Regions from separate parts of the Homo sapiens genome. Here region 1 is linked to region 2. The links are chromatin loops, found by intact Hi-C in ENCODE. Cell type or tissue: endothelial cell of umbilical vein. All regions are shown on one strand. Each heading gives the region's core, and the rest is flanking DNA. Links, peaks and the distances in the headings are about the cores only. Region 1 overlaps RGS17 (regulator of G protein signaling 17). Region 2 has its middle 36 kb from the start of RGS17.

Region 1 (5,391 bases), core at 242-5,241, 75 kb after region 2:
ATCCAAGAATATTTCATTATGAAACATAATGGTTTTCTCTTTCTGTTACTCAGGATCTCAATGATTCGCTGAGAAATAAACAAAACCAAATTTCATAAATACTAACCTAACCACAAAAAATGAGCCACTTAAATTTCTATTTTTCCCAAATTATTTTCTTAAAAACATGACTCTTTCAGAAATTCCCGGAAACACATACCAAGCCAACCATATTAAACTCTTAATGGATATATCTGAGATTATGCATCATTATTAATATTTTTGTTTTTGGAGACAAGTATTTATCTTCTTTTATGTATGAAGATTATGTTAATCACAAAATTCAATTCACAATTATATTGTGAATGTAATTATAAAAAGTGATTTAAAATGTTTAAAAATTAAATATTCTAATTCAGAAATTATTTATAGAGCTTTCATTGATAAAACTGGTTATACTCTTTGAAAGAAGGTATAAAAGCCCTCCATGAAGATATGTGCCATGTGTAAATGAGGAAGGGAAAAGAAAGAAAGAGAGCCAAAAAATTATTTTGAGACCACCTGCCATTCTTTCTCCCATTGATTGATTGTGTAATTTTCAAATTACTGACATATCGAGAGTATCTCAAAACACTACAAGAAAAGCCTGACAAAAAATTAAAATTATTATGTTGAAGCTGATCTCTTTCCTAGTAATCCTGAGTCAACCTTCTTAAAAGTGTTCAGTGTTCTGAATTTTCTTATTTGATTTTCAAAAAGTATCAAAATCAAACCATGGAAATTAGGTAGAGAAAAGCAAAGGTACAAGGATGAGAAGTTATCTATAATATTATCTAATTATCAACATTATTATGATATTATCTAATTACCAACTTTAAATGCATATCATTTAAAGAGTTCAGTAGGCCACTGAGCACAATGCTCACGCCTGTAATCCTTGCACTTCGGGAGGCTGAAGCGAGTGGATTGCTTGAGCCCAGGAGTTCAAAACCAGCCTGGCCAACATAGCAAAACCCCATCTCTGCTAAAAAAAATACAAAAATTAGCCGGGCGTGGTGGTATGTGCCTGTGGTCCCGGCTACCCAGGAGGCTGAGGCATGAGAATCGCTTGAACCCGGGAGGCAGAGATTGCAGTGAGCCAAGATCATGCCACTGCACTCCAGCCTGGGCGACAGAATGAGAGTCAGTCAAAAAAAAAAAAAGTTCAGTATAGATGTGTGTAATATATTTAGGCATAGTACATATGGAAAGCCTCCTCCATTGATGATACCAGATATTACATAATCGTATTTATATAATGCACTTTCATATACATTGTGACATTTGGGCCCGAGAACAATCCTGTGGGGTACTAGAGAATTTCATTCCTGTTTTCACAGTTGGGAAAACTAAGGCTAAGTAAATTTAAGTGACTTGTCAAAGATTACCCAGGGATTTAGTATAGGTAGGGCTGAAGTTCAAGTCCCCTGACTGCAAGATCAATGATCTTTTCACTAGAGCACTTTGAGTCTCCAGAAAGCTGCAAAAGGAAATTTATTGTATATTAATCCCCTTATCTACCAAGTCAAGATTGTGTTGAGTAGGTGCCATTCTGGGTGCCTTTCTGTTCTCTTTGACTACGTGGATTCTGTAAAGTGTGTGTACGATTTATCCTCCCCCTTAGGAACCTTGCCCGAAATGTATTCCAGTATTCTCACCACTTTTTCCCTTGTTTAGTCCTCATCCTTAAAGTAAGGCAAGAAATGATCATAATCAGGAGTTGAGTCCCTTGCCTGGTACTGAAGAAGCTTGTGGAAGATTGTGGAAGATAAAGTGAACATTTTCCTAGTGGAAAAAAGAAAGATGAACCAAACCAAGACTATAGTCGCAAATATTGCATTGACTTACAAAAAGGTTCACCACACTGGGTACCAGTGAGAAGTCATCCTTGGAGAACCATGAGTTTCAGAGATACAGAGAAAATCAGATCAGATTGATAATCTAAAATGCAGTTCATCTGCCTGTAGATAGCATGAACGCACCATAAAAAGAGCCATTGTTTTTATAGCCATTCACACAATAGCCACTGTTTTCATAGCCATTAAATAGCTATTAATGCAAACCTCTATTGTATTAATGACTATTCAAAATTAGAATCAAATGAGACACTAGATGTATGATATCTTAAAAAATAAAAGAATGTTTCAAGTACATAATACTTGGTTGGCAGACTAATTAATTCTTGATAATAATATTTCCTAAGTAGCATCTTTATGTTTTTTGGTTTCTTTAAGTTATTTTTAGTCTTTGTTAGGACTCTCTCCCCTGATAGAGGAAGCGTGGAAATTGAGTAATCTGAAGCCCTGGTAGTGTCAGGAGTTAGTCAGTCCATTTCCCCCCACCTTTCACTGGTTTTCAAATGAAAGCGAATCATAGAGGGAAATTGAAACCATAACTGCTTCTGTAACACTTTGTTCCTTAGGGGGTAGCTGGACTAAAAGGATGCACAACAGCAAAACGCACTTAAGTTACAAGTTATATGAGTCATCAGACACTGTTTGTATAATTCCAAAACATTCACAGGCTAAATTGAACCAGGATAATTTGTGAGCAATGTTCTGACCTCTAGCATTTCCAAGTCTTATTTGACTCTGTAGCTGAGAGGTATTTTTTAAGTGTGCCACTTTAGTTTTGTGGCATCCCAAGCCCATTCCGCACCAAGCCATATATAATTGTACATGTTTTATCCAAAAGGCAGAATGAGTAAAGATGGGACTGGAGGCGGGTGGAGACAAAAGGCACGCTGTGACAAAACAACCACATTAACTCACAGGCAGTTGCTTTAGAGAACTGATACCAAAATACTGTAGTTTCCTAGAGAGAGCTTCATGAAACATATTGGTAAGAAACTTCAGTGTCAAAAGCCAAACAGCAAACTCTCTTTTGACTTGTCCTAAAGCAGTGTTACCTGAGTCTTCAACTGCTTCCTTCAAAATCGTATAGTTAAATTTGTACCTTGGTGTTTAGATATATCAACATGACAGCATTTTATACAGGCAAAGAAGTACCCAAAGTGAACGGTTCTATGCCCCGTAAAATTTGAACACAGGACTTGTGTAGGTGGGTTTAAATAAGCTGAATTATGTCTATATTTTTAAAAGACAAAAATTCAAAGAGTAAGTCCAGTAATCTTTTGGAATTTTTTTAATGATTGGCTTAAGAGTTTCAGGTAGTAATAAATATAGTGGTAAATATCGATCTTGAGATATATCCAGCTGAATCTGGACATCGCATTTCTACTAGTTTTCCCAAAGGTGGGAATTTTTTTCTGTTTTATCTAAAAAGCTCGTGGCTTGATCTAAAGATGTGTCTGGTCAAATATTGATTAAAAATTGAGATTCTTGTTTTTCATTTCCCCAGATTTACAGAATATGATTAAATGGAAACAATGTTTTAAGGTCAAGTACTTTTATTACAATCTTTGAAGTATGCCGGCTGGGCATGGTGGCTCCTGCCTGTAATCCTAGCACTTTGGGAGGCCAAGGCGGGCAGATCACTTGAGGTCAAGAGTCCGAGACCAGCCTGGGTAACATGGAGAAACCCCGTCTCTACTAAAAATACAAAAATTAGCCATGTGTAGTGGCACACATCTGTAACCTCAGCTGCTCAGGAGGCTGAGGCAGGAGAATTGCTTGAACCCAGGAGACAGAGTTTGCAGTGAGCCAAGATTGCACCTGTGTGCAATCCTGTGTGACAGAGCCTGTGTGACAGAGCCTGTGTACTCCAGCCTGTGTGACAGAGTGAGACTCCGTCTCAAAAAAAAAAAAAAATCTGTAAAGTATGGATGTTAAGTGTCATATCTTTGCATAATATGTAGTTATGGAGATTTTAGCTCAACAGCCATTAATGAAGACATTTTCTTAAAAATATTCATGTGTTTACACTTGGCAAAATCATTTGAGATGGTTCTCCAAACTAGCCATTATCTTCATGTTCAAGAGTGGAATGCAACATCTCAGGAAACCAGGGGAGTGTATTTTAGAATCACTTGTGCCTTTAGATTGTTTTCCTAGGCAGCAACAACATGTGAATATCATTCTGAAGTAAGATTAATGAGTGGGAATCTATCCCAGGTTCATGCTATTTCTAAACCAAATTCTTTTTCCCTTGTAACTTTCTGGCTATATAATTAAGGAAATGCAAATTCCAAAATTTTCTTTAAAATATATATAAATGTTTACATTACTTGGTATTTATGAATATTTTCATCCTTGCCTAAATCATTGATTTATTATTTTTAAATTGTTTTGTTAAATGGTCTTACTTTGTTAAATGTTCTTATTGTAGGGCATAAGCCACCAGAGGAAAATGTGTACAGTAGTCCCTTTATCCTCAGGGGATTAGTTCCAAGACCCCTGTGGACACCTGAAACCACAGAACCCTATATATATATACTATGTTTTTTTACTGAACCCTGTATGTGCTGTGTTTTTTCAATCTGATTACTGAAACAGCTGTGACTGATGGAAGGTAGCATATACAGCATGGACACGCTGGACAAAGGGATGATTCACATCCTGGGCTGGAGACAGCGTGAGACTTAATCATGCTGCTCAGAACAGTGCACAATTTCAATCTTATGCATTGTTTATTTCTGCAATTTTCTTTCCTTTTTTTTTGTGACAAGGCCTCATTTCGTTGCCCAGGCTGGAGTGTAGTGGCTCAATCATAGCTCACTGCAGCCCTGCAGCCTCCAATTCCTGGGTTCAAGTGATCCTCCTGCCTCAGTCTCCTGAGTAGCTGGAACTACAGGGGTGTGCCACCACGGCTGGCTACTTTTTTTTTTTTTTTTTTTTCAGTAGAGATGAGGTTTCACTATTGCCCAGGCTGTTGTCAAACTCCTGGGCCCAGCAGATCCTACTGCCTCGGCCTCCTGAAGTCCTTGAATTACAGATGTGAGCCACCATGCCGGGCCTGGAATTTTCGATTTAATATTTTTGGACCATAGTTGACCTTGAGTAACTAAAACCACAGAAAGCCAAACCACAGTTAAGAGAGTCGGGTATTATATTTTTACCTCTACCTGTTTTAGAAGCAAACACCTTCAGTAACCAAGAAGTTACCAGTTTCCCAACTTTTCCTTTTTCATAAATTGATAATAATTTTTATCTTAGCTAAACTGATCGGTTTCCTTAACATCATACAGCAGATAGCAGTTATGAAAAGGAAAATTTAAACTGGGAATAAAAAATGATTATTCATACACTGTTCAATCCTTCAGTTAATCTAAGAGAAGCAGTTAATCAAGAGTAAGATGCTGCTGCCAAGGGAGTTGTCTGCTAATGATTATGTGGACTAGACACTGATGCCTGGAAAAGATTTATTAACAGTTTATCTTTTATGTGGAAAAAAATATTCATAACACATTTGGTA
Region 2 (5,391 bases), core at 220-5,219:
GTGTCACCCTCCCACCTCTAATTAAAACCCTCCCATTTTAAGACCTATTATTTTTAAGACAAAACGAAATGTTTTTATGTAAACTATGAAGATCTCAATTTGGATTCCACCTAACAACCCAGCATCATGTTTTTCCAACCTCTCTTCCTTTGCTATTTACTCCAGCCTTCTTTCAATCCTTCTTCTTGCCACTGTCTCTCATGCCACAGGACCTTTGCACATGTTCTTCTCCCTGGATTCATCCCACGTTTTTCACACTTAACTCTGAATAATTCCTTGGATCTTAGCTCAGAAATCATTTCCTAAGAGCATCCTTTCCTCTGTCTGCTACATCCTACAATTAGAACTCTGAAAGCATGTGAATCACTCCTTCACGTATTTATCAGAGATGCAATTTTGTATTAGTGTGTGTGTCGTTATTTGGTTATGTCTTTCTCTCTGTGTTTCTTGTCTTCTCCCGACCCCCAACATTGAGCTCTGTGATGACAGAAATGACGTCTATTAGGACTCATTTTTGTGTCCGCAGGTTCCAACACAGTATCTGGCACATAGATATAATAAGTCAATGTTTAATGAATAAGTGAACCACAAACTTTATATATTAGGATAAATAAAAATAATTGCTACTAAATTTATGACCCTAGAATCCATCCATAGCTTTTCTCTTAAAATTATTGTTATTAAATATGCCAATGATCTTAGTATTTCGGTTTCGCTGGTCACAGTCCATAAAAACTTGAAAAGTTCACTCTGAAATCCAAGACATAAACTAGATACCAAGTGTTAACCCTGTAATCTGTGTGCCCCGGGCCACAGAGATGCTGCTCCCTCAACATCCTTAGGTCCTAGAAAGCATTTAGGTAAACCAACTAGGGGAAAAAAAAGTAAAGAGTAGAAGAATACAGACCCACTAACAAGACCAAGCTCCCAATACAAAATGGAAGGGAAAGTATACCAGCAAAAGTACTGCGACAGTGGGTACATAGTAAGTCCTCAGCAAATGCAGGAGGATTCTCACAATTATTATATAGGCATAATGTTTTATTTGCTAATAAATCCTGACCATGTGCAAAATTCAGCTGCAATTTTCTTTGTGTTTAATTTTTAAATAAATCACTGTTTATAAAATTCTGACCAAGTTAATTTGTTTTTTTATACTCTTTATAGCAAACTTGTCTAAGGATCTAACTTTATGGAACTTTTTTTCACATTTTTAAGGAACAAATAGTACACTATGTTATTAGAATTCAGAGACAGTATTAAATTAAATTAATTTATTTTATATTTCTCTCTGGACACAGCTGAACCTTACAAACATGCAACAGCCAACCTGCCCAGCACCAGGCAACACATGGAAAACCACCCAGATTTCTCTAAAATCATTGGTTAAACGAAACTGTCATGGCTCAGTAGTACTTTGTGCTTTTGATACTGAAGCAACGTCAATGCTAGATGAACTTATTCTTAGTGAGAATTTGGCTGCTCACCTCTGGGAATATCATTTGAAAATAACCTAATGTTTTTAAGGTTACTCTTAGTGTGATTAAATAATTTCCAAATGGCTGCTCCAGGGTGAAGGATCTTTTTTTCTTTCTAGAAATAACTTCACCATTTTTTCAACCCCAGAATGTCATCCTCAATGTACAAAATAGATCATAAACTAAAACATTAAAGTAAAAATCAAACCTTATATGTACATCAAAGATTCAGCCTGTGTCAAACAGTGGCAAGCTTTATAAAGAAAGGAAAGAAGAAAGCCAGCACTCTTTGGAATAGAAGTGCTGTAATCCCTTACTAAAAACTCTGATTTAAACATGTGGTCTAAATACTGTAAGCACAGGAGTATCGCACAATTAGAAACATATTTAAGACAAGAATTTTTAAAAGACATGTTTATGCAATTCTGTACTTTACTCAATCTAAAAAGAGTGTGTGCAATCTTATTTATACATTAACCACTATCATGAAAACTATGGCTTAGATATAGCAGTGATAAAGTTTTTCAGTAATTTTTCTTGAGACTAGCAAGGTTAATCATTAGGATTAGTTTACATGAAAATGGCGAACTGCCTCTCTGTTTTTTCTTGAATTTCCATGGTGAGCAATAACCAAAAAAATTAGTATTCCTTCCATGTTATTCACGATTCTCCTATTTCATGACTTTATCAGTATCATTTGTAAAAAGAAATTATGTTTCTGTGGTTACTACTGTGAAAAGTCATTAAACAATGCAAGCAAAAAGCTTAAGATAAAAGCAGCATGCTTTCATTCTATTGCCAATATTCCACCGGTGAAGGCTGCACATCTATCCAAATCATGTGGGGAGGACTGAGATGCATGAGTAGGGTGGAGAAATAGTTGAGACCACTGCCCATTTTATGAGAATATAATGTTCACAACTCATTTTCAGGAAGCCATACTCTCTGTGTTTCAATAACAGTGATGAGTTTGTCCTGAGTCATCCACACTCTTGCCCAGATGTTTCTGTGAGTCAGCGCTTAATTTTTAACAAGTACATTCCGGGAAAACAAACATACAGCACAAGATATTTATATTAATTTTTAAATGTTCATGAAAATCAACATAATATCAAATTACTATAATTTCTAAACAATCTCCTATAATTATGTATAGATTTACTCCACAAAATGATTTAGGCCATCAATATTTTTCAGCACTGGTGGCTGAGGACTCTTGCTGACTTCCTGCAGCTTAGCAGGGAATCTAGGTAACGAGCAGCTTAACAGGACAATTTTGTATTACTCATCATTTTATTCATTCAGTAAAATGACCCCATTCATCCACTGGGGTCATTTTACTGCGATTCCCAAATCATTCAGGGCCACACAGATTTTCGGCCCTTCGTTTCACAAGATAGGAAGCAGAAAAGATTTTCCAACTTGGCTGCTTGCTTAGCAAGATTATAGACTGTTCTGATAAATCATTCTATTCACATTAGGCTGCATGGTCATCTTTTCAAGGCAGTTTGTTTGAGGATCAAGTCATGATCATGAGGAGTTTTTCATAAGTTAGTATGTTCCAATCAATGAAGTTGAGAGATGATAGATTAATGTGGAAAAGAAACCAACGATTATCATTCATATCTACTTAAGTCACAATTACTCTTATAAATGCAAACTATATAATTAAAACACTGCTTGAGAACAAAAACCAACCTCGCTTTATTAGGGTGGTGTGCAAAGGAATATAAACTGAGGCAACAGAGTCCTTTTTTGGGACTGATGCTTAAGATTACAGAATATAGCCAGTGCAGTCTGTTTATGAGAATCTGAAATATTAGGCAAGGCCATGTCACATAATCGTTGAAGGACTGTCACAACCAAAAATGGCTGCCACTTTTCTGAAAAGTCACACTGGGGAAGTGCTAGACCCAGTCAATCACTCTACAGATCTCACACTTAGTGACAAGAACTGCTGAAACTCTGAAAGGAGAAAATTAACAATAGACATAGAAAAACAATTGGAATATTTCAGAAAGTACTATGTTGCAGAAGTACTACTATGAATTTTAGTGGCCCTATTAAAAACCCTCTTCAAGAGAAGACATGATAGAATGTGCAAATTTACTTGATTTTTGTTAAAACCAAGTCTTGGTGAGTTAAAATAGGGAGTCCTCCTAAACTGTAGGACCTTCCTCTTTCTTGTCCTGCTCTATTTACATTGATTGTCCAATAAATAGAGGTTGTACAAGATAGAAATCATGAGATGTTCTGCATAGTTAATACCAGAAGTGGGTTTATAATAATCTGTATATCTATTTGATTATTCCATATAAATACTTAGAACCAGGAAGCTTAACTTGAAAAGTGACTTTATTTAGAATGGTAGACACGTCATAGATAGGTAATTCCTATCCTGCCATTATTTTATGAAATAGAATTGTAAAGAAAATATGTCGTTACAGGAATTCATACAATATTTTTAAGCAGAGGACATTTTCACATCTGCATTTGGAAAAATATTTTTGAAAGACAATACAGAGAGTTTGAAGAGCATAAAACCAATTAAAAGTCTATTTCAATGGACTCGGGAAAGGAACAGCCTAAGACTGGACATCTTATCTGTTTGATCTGTGCCTCAGTCCACCACCACCCCTTATTCTTCCACCACTGTTGGTAAAAATTGAAGTCAAAGCCAAGTAAATAATCATTGCAGCTAAGGTATCTGATATGTTTTGGCTGTGTCCCCACCCAAATCTCATCTTGAATTGTAGCTCCCATAATTCCCACATGTCATGAGAGGGACCTAGCGGGAGGTAATTGAATCATAAGGGTGGGTCTTTCCCGTGCTGTTCTCATGATAATGAATAAGTCTCATGAGATCTGATGGTTTTATAAAGGGGAGTTCCTCTGCACACGCTCTCTTGCCTGCTGCCATGTAAGATGTAACTTTGCTGCTCATTCATCTTCAACCATGATTGTGAGGCCTCCCCAGCTATGTAGAACTGTGAATCAATTAAACTTCTTTCCTTTATAAAGTACCCAGACTTGGGTATGTCTTTATTAGCATCATGAGAACAGACTAATACAGTAGTCATCCAAAGTGTCTAATTAGAGTCAAGACTCATGAACAAGGGAAGGTGATGGGCAGAGAAAAGACCAGCCCCAAACCACATTTTGGAAAGCAAGGCAGGAGTTAGAGGACTGAGGTGCCAGAACTTAGCAATGAGCACTTATTTTTATGTGTTTATACTTTAAGTTCTGGGATACATGTGCAGAACGTGCAGGTTTGTTACATAGGTATACATGTGCCATGGTGGTTTGCTGCACCCATCAACCCGTCATCTAGGTTTTAAGCCCCACATGCATTAGGTATTTGTCCTAATGCTATCTCTCCCCTTGCCCTTCTACTCCCCAACGGGCCCCGGTGTGTGATGTTCCCCTCCCTATGTCCATGTGTTCTTGCAATGAGCACTTTTTAATGGAGGCAGTAGGGAGATCCTGCCTTCAGCTGCTGGTAGAAAAGAAGCTCTCAGTGAGAGATGAGGCCAACTTGAAAAGCAATAGTACAGGTAAGCACTGGTGTGGGCTGAAAGACCCATTGCAAATGTGGTGGGGAAGCAACCACAAATGTGAGTACTTGATGAATTGGAGAACAAAGCACAGTGCCACAATGATTCTGCATGCAGGTGTGGAACGGGGGAAGCTGGACACCTTTCCCATGCTTCTCTTTGGTTCCAAAGGTTGAATGATCCCAGACCACCAGACCATAATCACAAGAAAGTTTAAAAATTTAACGAATATCAAAATAATCGGTTTCTGTATTATTGTCTAGTTAGGATTGTTTCATCACCTACTCCAATTGTGCAGATAATTTGGAATAGACTAACCTTTCTCTCAACTCTTTCCTATTTTCATATTTTATTAATTT

Evidence for each region. A loop is a pair of places that touch in the nucleus more often than their neighbours do. Peaks named below come from ENCODE experiments on the same cell type or tissue, not always from the same donor. Only the 100,000 strongest peaks of a DNase experiment are listed, where the experiment ranks them.
Region 1: it touches region 2 in a loop (6-fold over the local background); 2 of 110 quality-filtered maps call a loop at or near these places.

Annotation. Positions count from the first base shown.
Region 1 is chr6:153,089,873-153,095,263 of GRCh38, reverse strand. All of the region lies in intron 1 of RGS17 (regulator of G protein signaling 17), which reads left to right. Among named protein-coding and RNA genes, the nearest start is that of RGS17, 39 kb to the left of the region's middle. In endothelial cell of umbilical vein, for the core only: no CTCF peak of the experiment used is centred there; DNase peaks (open chromatin) are centred at 2,423 and 4,533; H3K27ac peaks cover 3,731 bases.
Region 2 is chr6:153,164,561-153,169,951 of GRCh38, reverse strand. No RefSeq gene overlaps it. Among named protein-coding and RNA genes, the nearest start is that of RGS17, 36 kb to the right of the region's middle. In endothelial cell of umbilical vein, for the core only: no CTCF peak of the experiment used is centred there; a DNase peak (open chromatin) is centred at 2,471; H3K27ac peaks cover 2,138 bases.